Regions from separate parts of the Homo sapiens genome. Here all the other regions are linked to region 2. The links are chromatin loops, found by intact Hi-C in ENCODE. Cell type or tissue: dorsolateral prefrontal cortex. All regions are shown on one strand.

Region 1 (4,000 bases), 90 kb before region 2:
ATGTATTTATGCATCTATCAATCTATCATCTATCATCTCTCTAGTCTTCATTGCAAAGTGCATGATAATATTTCCCACCCACTTGTATCTTCCACTGCTTTTATTTACTATTGATTTAAATAAACTCTTGCATTAGTGATTAAAACTTTGTATGTCATAAATGTGTCTCTTTTTTTCTCAATTTTTAGTTACCTTTTAATTTTGCTTATTGATTATTATTTAACGCTCAAAGTTAAAATATTTGTTTGGCTAAATCAGTCAACCTTTTCCTTTATAGTTTTTGTGTTTGGTGGTAAAGATGAATTTTAAAGCAAAAGTTTTTCTTTTCGATAAACTTTCATTAAGCACTTACCGTAGCTTAGGAACACAGAGAATCAATTAAGTGCTTGTCCGGCATGCAATTTCAACCAAGTTGTGGAGATAGAAATGCAAATGTACATTCACACAACATTAAGAAATATTTTATCAACAGCAATCTACCAATAAATGCAAATTGATATGGTGCAAATTGAGAACATATGTGCTGAGAATAAAGGAATGTGTAATTGAATGGAACTTCTCAAGGGAGGGAAATTAGAGATAATAAAAATCCAAGGCTTTCAGAATTTTTATGACATCTTTTTGTCAGTGATTCTTCTATGCATCTATGAATTATTCTACTTTGCATATATTTGAAGAAGCTGGATCTTGCTATATACATTTTACATATTTCTTCTAGGACAAGAGGAGTTGAAGTTGATATGTTATAAATGCTTAAGCATAAATGCAATTTTCAGCATTATTTTTCTGGGAAATTGAAAGTGAGACAGGAATGGTTAGGAAATAAGAATTAATTATTTTCTTTACTAGCCATGAATGCACTCTACACCTTCAAATCCAGCTATGCCTTACCACCCTGTTGTCACCTAGTACTTTTGAAGTTTCATTTCAGAAGTAAAGGTATAATAAGAGAGAAAATTATGGAAGTGGTGATAGTATTGTGAGGTTATCAAAGGAATAACAACCACAAAATAAGGAAATAGAACTGCTCATTTTCACTTTCAAATATATACCTAATAATCTAGTTATTATTGGAAGTTTGATGCTCATTTTGAGTACGAATTTAAAAACCTCAGTTTTGGAGAAATATGTTAGTGAAATTTTCTCAATACTTCGTAGTTAAAACTTGATTTTGTTCTAATGCCTTAAAATGACTTCCTGGGAGCTGTTTCTGCTCTCTCTCTCTCTCTCTCTCTCTGCAGTTGTCCTCAACACTCATCACTGATATAAAATGAAAAAAGGAAGAAGTGATGACATTGTAACCATGGTTTTCCCTATAGTTCCTGTGTCTGCTGTGCATTTTACCTTCTAATTTTCCTAGAGTTGGATTTTAAATGATCCAGTTCTAAAGCACAATTTTCACTAGTACTTGAAATATCTCTCTTGAATACTTAACTTCCATATTACTCTGATGAGCAAGACAGGCCATGTTAGGGAAAACCCTCAAGTGAATTCATGTTCCTTTCTTAAACCAAAAAAATTCAAATCACGTTTCCCTTCCTTGGGAGTGAATCTACTCCATACTAAGGTACGTGCAAAGCAGAACTTTTCAAGATAAAAATGTATTCAGAACCCATAAAACTATTTTTTTATATTTATATCTTTTCTTCTTTCTCAAAGTTCATGGTCTACAGTTTTTTTTCTCCTCTTCCCCAAACATACAATGAAAAAGTGAAAAAAGACTTTTGTAACTATGAGGTTGCAAATTCACTGAAGAACCAAGTCATTATTCATTTCAGCATGTCTCTTTCGTGATGACTAATGTATGCAATTCCATCATTACCAATAAACATTGGTCCCATGTTGAATTTTAGTTTTTTATAAGATAGTATGCAACAGTAAAACAATTCTCAGTTAAGGAAACAGAAGACTAACATTCTGAGAAATGAAAATAAATAAATTTTAAGAAAAACCTTCTAATTTTTGAAAGTAATGTTAGTGCAGGATCTGTGTATGAAGTTATAGAATAAACAACACTGGAATTGTTATATAGGGTAGTATACAAATATATAGCCCTTAGGAAAAAAAAATATTCTTGCTCTTGGCTCCTGCTGACTAAACACTATTTGCCATTTTGGTCTTATTTCTGGTAACTAAACTCTTGAAATCAATGGTCCATTTAATTTTAACTCTTTTCTGTTTCTGAAAAACCCTACACCTGCCCACCTACACTGTGTTCTACCTAGCACACTTTTTTGTTTCCCTTTAATTATTTAGTTCCTGCTTAACCTATTAGTTTGGTATTTCAGGATCTTGAGCCTTCGAATCTGGGTCCGTTCCCATTCCCATTGCACCCTCTGGTGGCCATCTCCATATCCATCTTAGTTAATTAAGCCAATTTTGATTAATTCCATACTCTTACACTGGTGGCAGGTTGGTTCAGAAAAAGGCAACTGATGCGATTCTAACCAGTAGAACCAGAAGTAAATTCTACAGGAAGCCGCCTAAGGAAAGTTTTCTTATTCACAAAATAGAGTCACAGGAAACTGTAGTATCTCCTCTATTTTCCAAAATGCACTATTATTATCACTGTTGCTGCTGCTGTTGATGTTGTTTAATTTTGTTTTGTTTGACATAGTTCTGCATCTGCTATTACCATAGTTATAACAGCTTAACATTAAAATTTTTTTAAATGGAAAACAGAGACATGAGAAGAAAGTCTGTTTCTGTTCGCTTTGTGACATCAATGAATCAGCCGGTGTTAGAGGTCAACTTCAGCAGTCATTTTACATTTATTTTGTCCATCCAGAATGTGAATTGCCTTCTATGTTTGCAGACACTTCCGCTTCTTGAAAAACAGCCTGAAACTCGTTATGAAATCTGAAATGCCTTATATTCACTTTCCTACCCCTCCTTGTGTTGGAAGACATTTCCCCATGGATTTCTTGCATTCCTACATAGTCTGAGTACTCTGAGTAAAAGCATTTACGGCCAATCATTGTATATGGAAACATTCCAAAACAGTAAAGTATATTTTTTTGGAGGATTTTTTTTACATCTCAGGATAACAAACATAGAAAATCCTTTCCCTTCTCCCCCAAAGATATTTGCTTATATTCTAGATTAAACCGAATATTCCAGTCTCTCTTTTTCTCTTTGGAGGGGAGGATCGGCAAGACATCAGGGGCCCTACCTAAAATCAGAGTTTCCTAATTTTGAGGATTTTTTTCCTGTGATGTATTCCACTGAATGTACACATAACATCTGGCTCTCATTGTGTTGCCCTGTGTGAACTGATGTACAGAGAACCAACATAAGATAAATGGTCTTTGTTTCTGACTAAGGAGTCATCTGTATTATATTAGCCTGCTAAGGTTATATATTCAACAAAGCAGAACGGATTCAGCATGGCAGCGTGGTCTGTGTTTTCTGTGGCAGACTGACTTGGTAGTTTACAATAGAGTAAAATCACAGATCTTTTACAGTCTTAGTTAGACTTCATACTTAGAACCAGTGTATTGTCACATGACTTTGAATTCAACAATTGGCATCGCTTGCCCTATATTTTCAACTGGAAATATTGATATGAAAAATCAGGTACCATGCTGAAATTATAAACGCATTGGTTGAATTCTCCAGCATCCATCGGTGGTTATGTCTGCAGTGCTGTCTGCCCACACTGTGCCTATGGGCTTTGTCAACCCTGGGGATTCTAGTAAACATAAGTCAGCTCGTGTCATTCCTAAGCTCTTCCCTACCGTAAAAGAATTTGTTATTCTCAGTAACACCTATTGCAGTTTTGTTTATTTCATTGTATAGTTTCTATGTTCCACACTGGAATGCAGTCTACAAAAAGGAAGGGATCGTATATCCCTCTGTCAACACATGATAGACTCTCAAAACTATTTCTGAGGAAATAAATATCAGGAATTTGAAGAAAAACATTATTGACTTTTAACAGTTTTTGAGGAAATTATCTATTGTGAGGAGTGTATAGATACTTTAGCATCTATAAATTAAA
Region 2 (4,000 bases):
ACTAGAGTATTCATGTGTAAAAATTTTTTACATATATCTTATATTTATTCAGTGGCTATTATGAAATATAGTATGCCAAATGTTTCATATAAACCATCCATTACATTGAGAAAACAGTGTCGTGAGATACGTAACATTTTTAGAATTTACAAACAAGGAAATTGAGAATAAAAACGGTCTAGGAAATGTCATCAAAATCACATGATTAATAGGTATTACCAGTATATATGATGATTTCTTACTCTTTGTTATTGTTGTTGTTGTTGTTTGTTGTTTTTTTGAGATGGAGTTTCACTCTTGTTGCCCAGGCTGGAGTGCAATGGTGTGATCTCGGCTCACTGCAGATGAACTTTATCAATGGACAGAATGCACAGAAGGAAAAATAAATTAATGAAAAGGGTCAGAAATATGTATTATAATTAGGAGGAAAAAGGACAAAATTCATTCTTGAAAGGTGTATTCCAATAATATTAAGTTTAAAAATCACCTGCAAAATTTTTTAAATTAGGATTTAACAACAGTAATTAAAACGTATTCGGGAATTTGAAAGAATGATTTTCAAAAGGAATTGTGAGGGTCTCATATCTGGAGTGGTTGTAAATAAACCACAGTTATTTTTTTCCATCACTATGAAACACATTATCCATTTGCCTTGACAGAATATACTAAAAAAAATTCAAAGACAAAATATGAAAAAGGAAGGGCATTAAATACCAATGGCAAATAGAACATAATTTTCATATGATTATATGAATTGGCTTTAGAATTATTTGAAAAACATGCAATCAATAGCACTTTTAAGAAGCTGAAAAAGGGAATTTAGAAATTCCTTTTGTTGTTCAAAGGCTGAAGCTCCAGATGTTTGAACTGCAGCCAGTAAGCCCCACCAAACACAAGCTCTCCCTTTCTTTTGCCTGATGTGCTGGTTTCAAACAGACAACTTGTATCACTAAATCATGAGTATGGTGAAATGTTGGCATCTCTATTTTGTTATTGCTGAAGTCCAAGTGAAAAAGCGAATTTTCTTAGCTGTAGATATTTTTTGCATGCATTAATTTTAGGGAAAAAATAAAGTCTAGCTGGTAAAGAGGAAGAAATGGAAAAGGGGCTTACAGAAGGGCTTTGTCATTTATAAAATAATAAAGTAAAATGATAAACTGTGAATACTGTAAACTAATATGTTTTTTAAAATGGGGGAGGGAAATAGACCATGTGCTCCAAGTACACTGAGGTTCAGATCTTAAAGGATTCACAGTATACCTTGTATTCATTTTCTCACTCAAGATTCCAAGTAGTTTTAGAAATTGCTCATGCCTTTGCATAAAAACATTCAAAGTAATTTAAGAAATTGCAGTATTAAATAGTGAAAAATATATGTTGCAGCCTATTTTTTATAAACTTCAGTAAATCATTTCTTTCTTCCATTCTTAGCTGTGTTGGGCTGACTCTGAATATTAAATCTACTTATGAATAGGATGACTGGTGATGTCACTTTAGCTCTTGAGAACAGGGTTAGGTAACTTGGGCTCCCTCTGGTGTCGGCCTCGTTCCTTTTTCAGTAGCTAAAAGAAATAGAAAAAAATGATCATCATTTTAAAAAACCAACTTCTGTAATATAAACTATCATAAAATAGTAAGAATAACTTACATTTTTATACTACCTCTCATAAAAAGTGAGCATGACTTCAAGTTAATTTGAAACAAGGAAATGTATATTCTTATGATGAATGTTTAATATCCAGAGACTGTTTTTTCTTGGAAATAAGAACATAAGATAAAAGAAATGTAGAAATGTCCTTTAGTAATTTTGCCATAAAGGTATGTAAACTCCACAGAAACATGTTGCTTATTGCTAAAAAAAAACAAAAACAAAATACAAAACAAAAACTTAACTGCTTATACTGATATTTAATATTAAGATGAGCTAATTGGCATCACTATTAACTATATTTAATCAAAATGCTAGTACAAAAACCACACCATGTTTAACCATGAATACTTGTACCTTACAAATAAACAAAACTTTCATTTAAGTGTAGAGATAATTTTAATAAATGCTAGATAAAATCACTAGTTTTACAAGGTTTATAAACCTTATTAAAGGCTGTTATGTGATTTAGAAAAGCAAAAAAAAAAAAGAGGTAACAGTTTAAAACTACAAGGAAAACACTCTATTTTTGGATACTTTACCTTGTTTATTTCACTAAACTCTATGGTTTGAATGTGTGTTAGAATTTACAAACAAGGAGGCCGGGCGCAGTGGTTCAAGCCTGTAATCCCAGAACTTTGGCAGGCTGAGGCAGGCAGATCACGAGGTCAGGAGTTCAAGACCAGCCTGACTAATATGGTGAAACCCCGTCTCTACTGAAAATACAAAAATTAGCTGGGTGTGGTGGCGCACGCCTGTAGTCCCAGCTACTGGGAGGCGGAGGTTGCAGTGAGCCAAGATCGCGCCACTGCACTCCAACCTGGGAGACAGAGTGGGACTCCGTCTCAAAAAAAAAAAAGGAATTTACAACACAGAAATGTGTTTAAATTTAAATTTACATGACTTTGTTATATTTATGCTATGGAATTAGTTCTGAACATTTCAACAGCAATTTGTATTCTAAGACTTAGGCATGGAAATACATTTTACTAAATATTTATTTTTATTATTTTTCATAGTGCCACGTCGTAGGATATAAAGTTTCATTACTTTCATTGCTTCTATAAGCCATATGACTATGCATGTAATATTCAATAAATGTTTATTATTTATATTTAAAAGGTATACATTATTAGAAGTTTCTGCTTTGTGTATACTTATATAATTACTTATATATGAATATACGCACCCATATAAATATAAATTAAATATAGCTATATGCTTATTTAAATGACATGTTTATATAAATTAGTTACATTTATACAAATTATGTATATTTATACAGATATATACATTATAAATATTTGTATAAATGATATATGAGATAAATAAAATAATACTGGCCACTGAAATTTACCTATATGTGATTATCATCCATGTAGTGTTATTTTTAAAGTAAATAAAATTAGATAAAATATTTTACAGAACAAAATTTAATTATTTAAATACAAAGTATAATTGTCTATAACTAATATAATTATCTTTTGAGAATCAGGCCATCATTAGCACACATATACTCCAACTTGAAAGTAGAAAGTAAATTTATAGAATACTAAAAAGAAAACACAGAAAAGATAATGATTAGAACATGACAAAGTACATGATGAAGAAATAAGTAAATAATTTGGGAATATTTTACCGAGAGACAAGACATGCTAGCATAGGGGTAGTTTCATAATGGTATTTATTTATTTATTTATTTATTTATTTATTTATTCATTCATCAGTTTAAAAATATGTATTGAGCACCTATTATGCAATACACATATTTTCTGTTGCTACATGATTTTATAATGTTATCTACTTCATTACATGCTGATAGAAAGGAAGCATGAAACATTCATTTTATTTCTCAAGAAAGAAAACAAACAAAAAGCAGAAATATATTTTAAAAACTAAAATATACTTGTTAGTATAGGTATGTAAGCAGTGCTTTAGTTCTGCCTGGTGTAGTTAAATCTGGAAAGCTTAATCAGGCAGGAACTGTTACTGGGTTAAAACAGACATGGGAACAATTTCAGGATTTGGCAAGAATGAGAAGGTCACAGTTGGCAACTATGACACAGAACCAGCATCGGCGAGTTGAGTACCAAGTGTGCATTCTACCGAAAGTTAAGAAAGGGGATGTTAGATCATTAAGAACTGCAGGCTTCATAATAGCCTTGAGCTAAAATACAGCTGTAGGCTACTTGTGGAGATTTTAGTAATAAGGAAGAATCGTTTTTTTTCTTTGTTTCACAGATACTAATTTCCTAAACATGGAGTTAGAGTTTAGGGGCTAGAAATCAGCCTCAAGGACAGAGTGGAGTAGTGCACAGCCTTTTGAGTGAAAAAAAAAAAAATGGTATTCAG
Region 3 (4,000 bases), 69 kb before region 2:
ATAAATAATTTGATTACTTCATAAAAAATGTTTTTTTCTGGAGCATTTCTCTTCTACCAGCATAAAATTTGCAATATATCCTCACTCTCCTACTTCTATTTAAAACTTTCAGACTCTGAGAAATTCTGATAACTCCATAATAACCTTGAGAGGAAAGCTCAAATGGTCTTTCATGTCTTAGGATCCTGAAGATGTATCACCTTTTTAATAGAATCTCTTGGTTGTTTTGCATAATTCATGGCTCACATAAGACTTTAACAAGGAGAAATGCATACTTTATATGATGTTTTGCTGGCATTCTGCATATTGATTGTCTATTATATTTTATGTCTTGATTGCAATATTTTTCTGAAATAATTCACTTTTAACTGGTAAGACTATAATACTAAGAGTGACTTGAAAATATATATACTAGTAGTTTTTGATATTTGCGTACTCTAATCCTTTGTCATTTCATATTTCAAAGCTGAGGCAATTCTAGATGCTATATGATTTATAAGACATTAAGAAAGACCCCTTTTGGATAGAGCTTCATGATCATCTGTCAGTGATACTAGAACACCAATGCTTTAACCAAATCTTGCATCAGACCCTCCCCAGAAAAGCACTGAGGCCTGTCAGGGGGTCTTGGGGATGTTAGTGGGAGGGAGAGCATCAGGAAGAATAGCTAATTGATGCTGGGCTTAATACCTAGGTGATGGGTTGATCTGTGCAGCAAACTCCCATGGTACACGTTTACCTATGCAATAAACCTGCGCATCTGGCCCATGTTCCTGGAACTTAAAATAAATGTTGAAGGAAAAAAATCATTTAAGAGCAAAGCCTTAATAATGTTTATTATAAACTATTGTTATTTCCCCCCAAATTGCAATTATAGTACAATGCAGATGAATATTCATGCAATAAGTTTCAAGATAAAGAAATAATATTTTCATTGATATTTTAAGCATACCTCACTCTTCATTTTCACTTTAGAGGGGAAAAAAACAAAGCAATCAACCTATAAACATAAGTAGAATGATTTTCAAAGTACTTGATTCTTTAAAAATGAACTTTAGGCCGGGTGCGGTGGCTTACACCTGTAATCCCAGCACTTCGGTAGGCCGAGGCGGGCGGATCACGAGGTCAGGAGATCGAGACCATCCCGGCTAACACGGTGAAACCCCGTCTCTACTAAAAATACAAAAAACTAGCCGGGCGTGGTGGCGGGCGCCTGTAGCCCCAGCGACTCGGGAAGCTGAGGCAGGAGAATGGTGTGAACCCGGGAGGCGGAGCTTGCAGTGAGCCGAGATAGCGCCACTGCACTCCAGCCTGGGCGACTGAGGGAGACTCCGTCTCAAATTAAAAAAAAAAAAAAAGAAGTTTAAGTTTTTTTATAATCCTACTTTTACTAGTTGAATAATCTAAGCCCCTTTGTATGTGGTTGAAATGGCTATTTCTTATTAGTCATTTTTTTTTTCCACTAATAAACAATGTGTACAAATAGTGTGAAATTCATAGTCGTCTTTCCTACTCTAACCTTCATTTCCCGGTGCAAATATGTTTGCTTTGGAGTTTTCTGAAATTTGATTCAGAATGAATTTATCTTGAATGACAGAAAATAGGGATATGTTAAATAAAGGCTAATCACAAGGAGACTCAAAAATAGAAAATATATTTATAAAAGATGTATGTAATTCAACCTTTCCTGAAAATATATCTAAGCACATTTCTAGGTCACACAATAAATAGAATTGAATCCTTCCAAATGACCACTTAATTTTTCCCTTACTCTTCAAGAATAATACTGTGATTGCTTCACCCTTTGAAGGTAAACTCGATGATAAACATAAAAGATTCAGGAATCTGAGCAAGTAGGCAGCATAAAAAAATCAGTAAAAATGGTTATTCTTCATTTTTATGCAGCTGTTTGATTTTTTTCTTTTGTTCAAATGATGGTATTGTAAAGTAGATAGAGCCTGAGATGACATGATTGTACGAATATGTGTGAGAAGTAAACAGATATTCAGCTCTGAAGACAATGCTGCCTTTCTTACCCATTTTGGCATGTAAAAGAGAACATTTTGACCTAGTACAGTCTGCAATATGACAATGAAAATGAAAGTAATACTTGAGTTAACATGCTAAGGCACAACTCCAGGACACATCGTTTTCAAAGTCACTCTTTTTAAATTTAATATAAAGAATAAACACATTCATAGTACTGGGAAAACTTGTTATTATATCAAAAAATAAAATCTCTACTTTATTTGTCTAATGTGATTTGTCCAGATAGATTTATAGATCATTGCATAAAAATTCACCAAGCTCCTTTGGGAAATACAAATGAAAATTCAACCTGAAAATCTGATATATTTGTTTTAGAGTTGTGGCAAAGCAGTGGTTTTCAACTAAAGGTGATTTTTTTTTTCCCTCCAGGGGACATTTTGCAATGCCTGGAAATATTTTTGTTTTTCACAACTGGGAAGGTGTAACTGTCATCTAGTGGGTAGCAGCCTAGGATGCTGGTCAACATCCTAAAATGTACAAAGCCCTCTTATAATTATTCAGCCCAAGATGTCAATCATGCTGAGACTGAGCAGCCCTTTCAGAAATAAGTGTTGTTTTGTGGAATGTGAAGATGTGTCTCTCCTTGAAAACTCTGTTGTCATTGTGCTCAGATGTCTCTATAATCTCTAAGTCAAAATTGTACCTCTATCAAATCTCTATGGATCTGTGTTGAGAAAATAATTATATGGCTCTTTGCTCTGCCACCAGATTATGATTTATGGGTAAGATTAAAAAATTCTGAACTACTGCTGCCAGCCAGATGTTAAAAAAAAAGTTTATTTGTAAAGAGTCCACTGTTGATGATTACTTGGGTAGGATGGGTATAATGTAAGAGGGAGAAGAAAAAAAGTAATCAAAACAGTAAATTTGAGAGGTATATCCTAATATTTTGAAATGAATGACAGTGACAGCAAGCATGCCCAGCAACAGTACCCTGTTAGGAAACACTGTGAAGCTGAAATAAGTCCATAGAGCCAGAATCTAACCTCATAAGCTCTGATGTTCTAAGAAATAAAAAGATTAAAATCCACTGGCTAATATCGATAGGCTGGGGGATGCTGAGGGAAGAAATAGATCATTATTTCTCACTATCAGTATTCTAACCACTGTCAATGGAGCACTTGTGCAAATGATGCCAAAGGACAAGCTCCAAGGTCTGTATGAGGTGTTTTCCCCTTGATGGATAAGAGGAGATAATGAAACAAGTGTCCATGTGTATGTTAGGTATTTTTTACATTATTCTTCTGGGTTTTCTTTTTAAAATAAAGAGAAATTTTACATTAGTGCTTTTAGTTTTCAACATGTTTTAGATCTGTTTTAAAAAATCAAAAAATAATATAAATGGTAATGTTGACCCAATTAGCAGAATGCTTTAAATTAAAGTTGTCTTTCTAAATAATACTATTTACTGTGGAATCAAAAATAATCTATCATTCAGCCTTCTGACTGGGTCTTTATAAAATTAACTCCTTGTAAGTTAGCCTCCTACTACTGATAGGGCATCGAGGAGCAATTCATGCCCAACTCGTGTATGACCTATGCAGTCCCATGGGACTCTGTACTCAGTTTAATATTATGCTGACATTGTCTTGAAATTATTAATGATATTTGAAGAAAGAGCCCTGCATTTTTATTTTCCACTAGGCCCTATACATTTATATAGCCAGTCCTATGGGAAATATTTGGGAGAAAGGACAGTGAAGAGCTGTCTTTGCTCTCATGAACACATCCTGGTAGAAAAGTAACCATAAGGAAGGGTCTGAGTCCTGGTCCTAGCAGATGGGGGCCACTGTAGTCAACGTGACATCCATCCCATTAAACAAGATTCTTTACATGAAGCCATTAAAAAAATGAAACCAAGTCCTTTGCAGCAACATGGTTGGAGCTGGAGGCTGTTATTCTAAGTGAAATAACTCAGAAACAGAAAATCAAATATCACATATTCTCACTT

The links. Hi-C counts contacts between places; a loop is a spot of excess contacts. Peaks named below come from ENCODE experiments on the same cell type or tissue, not always from the same donor. Only the 100,000 strongest peaks of a DNase experiment are listed, where the experiment ranks them.
Region 1: a loop joins it to region 2, with 1.0 times the contacts of the local background. A loop is called at or near these places in 3 of 110 quality-filtered maps.
Region 3: a loop joins it to region 2, with 13 times the contacts of the local background. A loop is called at or near these places in 6 of 110 quality-filtered maps.

The regions. Positions count from the first base shown.
Region 1 is chr21:20,880,335-20,884,334 of GRCh38, forward strand. No RefSeq gene overlaps it. Among named protein-coding and RNA genes, the nearest start is that of LINC00320, 79 kb to the left of the region's middle. In dorsolateral prefrontal cortex, CTCF peaks have their summits at 2,339 (motif pointing left) and 2,538; a DNase peak (open chromatin) is centred at 2,347; H3K27ac peaks cover 638 bases.
Region 2 is chr21:20,969,990-20,973,989 of GRCh38, forward strand. No RefSeq gene overlaps it. Among named protein-coding and RNA genes, the nearest start is that of NCAM2, 26 kb to the right of the region's middle. In dorsolateral prefrontal cortex, CTCF peaks have their summits at 1,536 (motif pointing left) and 1,745; DNase peaks (open chromatin) are centred at 882 and 1,522; H3K4me3 peaks cover 590 bases; H3K27ac peaks cover 2,826 bases.
Region 3 is chr21:20,900,688-20,904,687 of GRCh38, forward strand. No RefSeq gene overlaps it. Among named protein-coding and RNA genes, the nearest start is that of NCAM2, 96 kb to the right of the region's middle. In dorsolateral prefrontal cortex, no CTCF peak of the experiment used is centred here; no DNase peak of the experiment used is centred here; H3K4me3 peaks cover 852 bases; H3K27ac peaks cover 4,000 bases.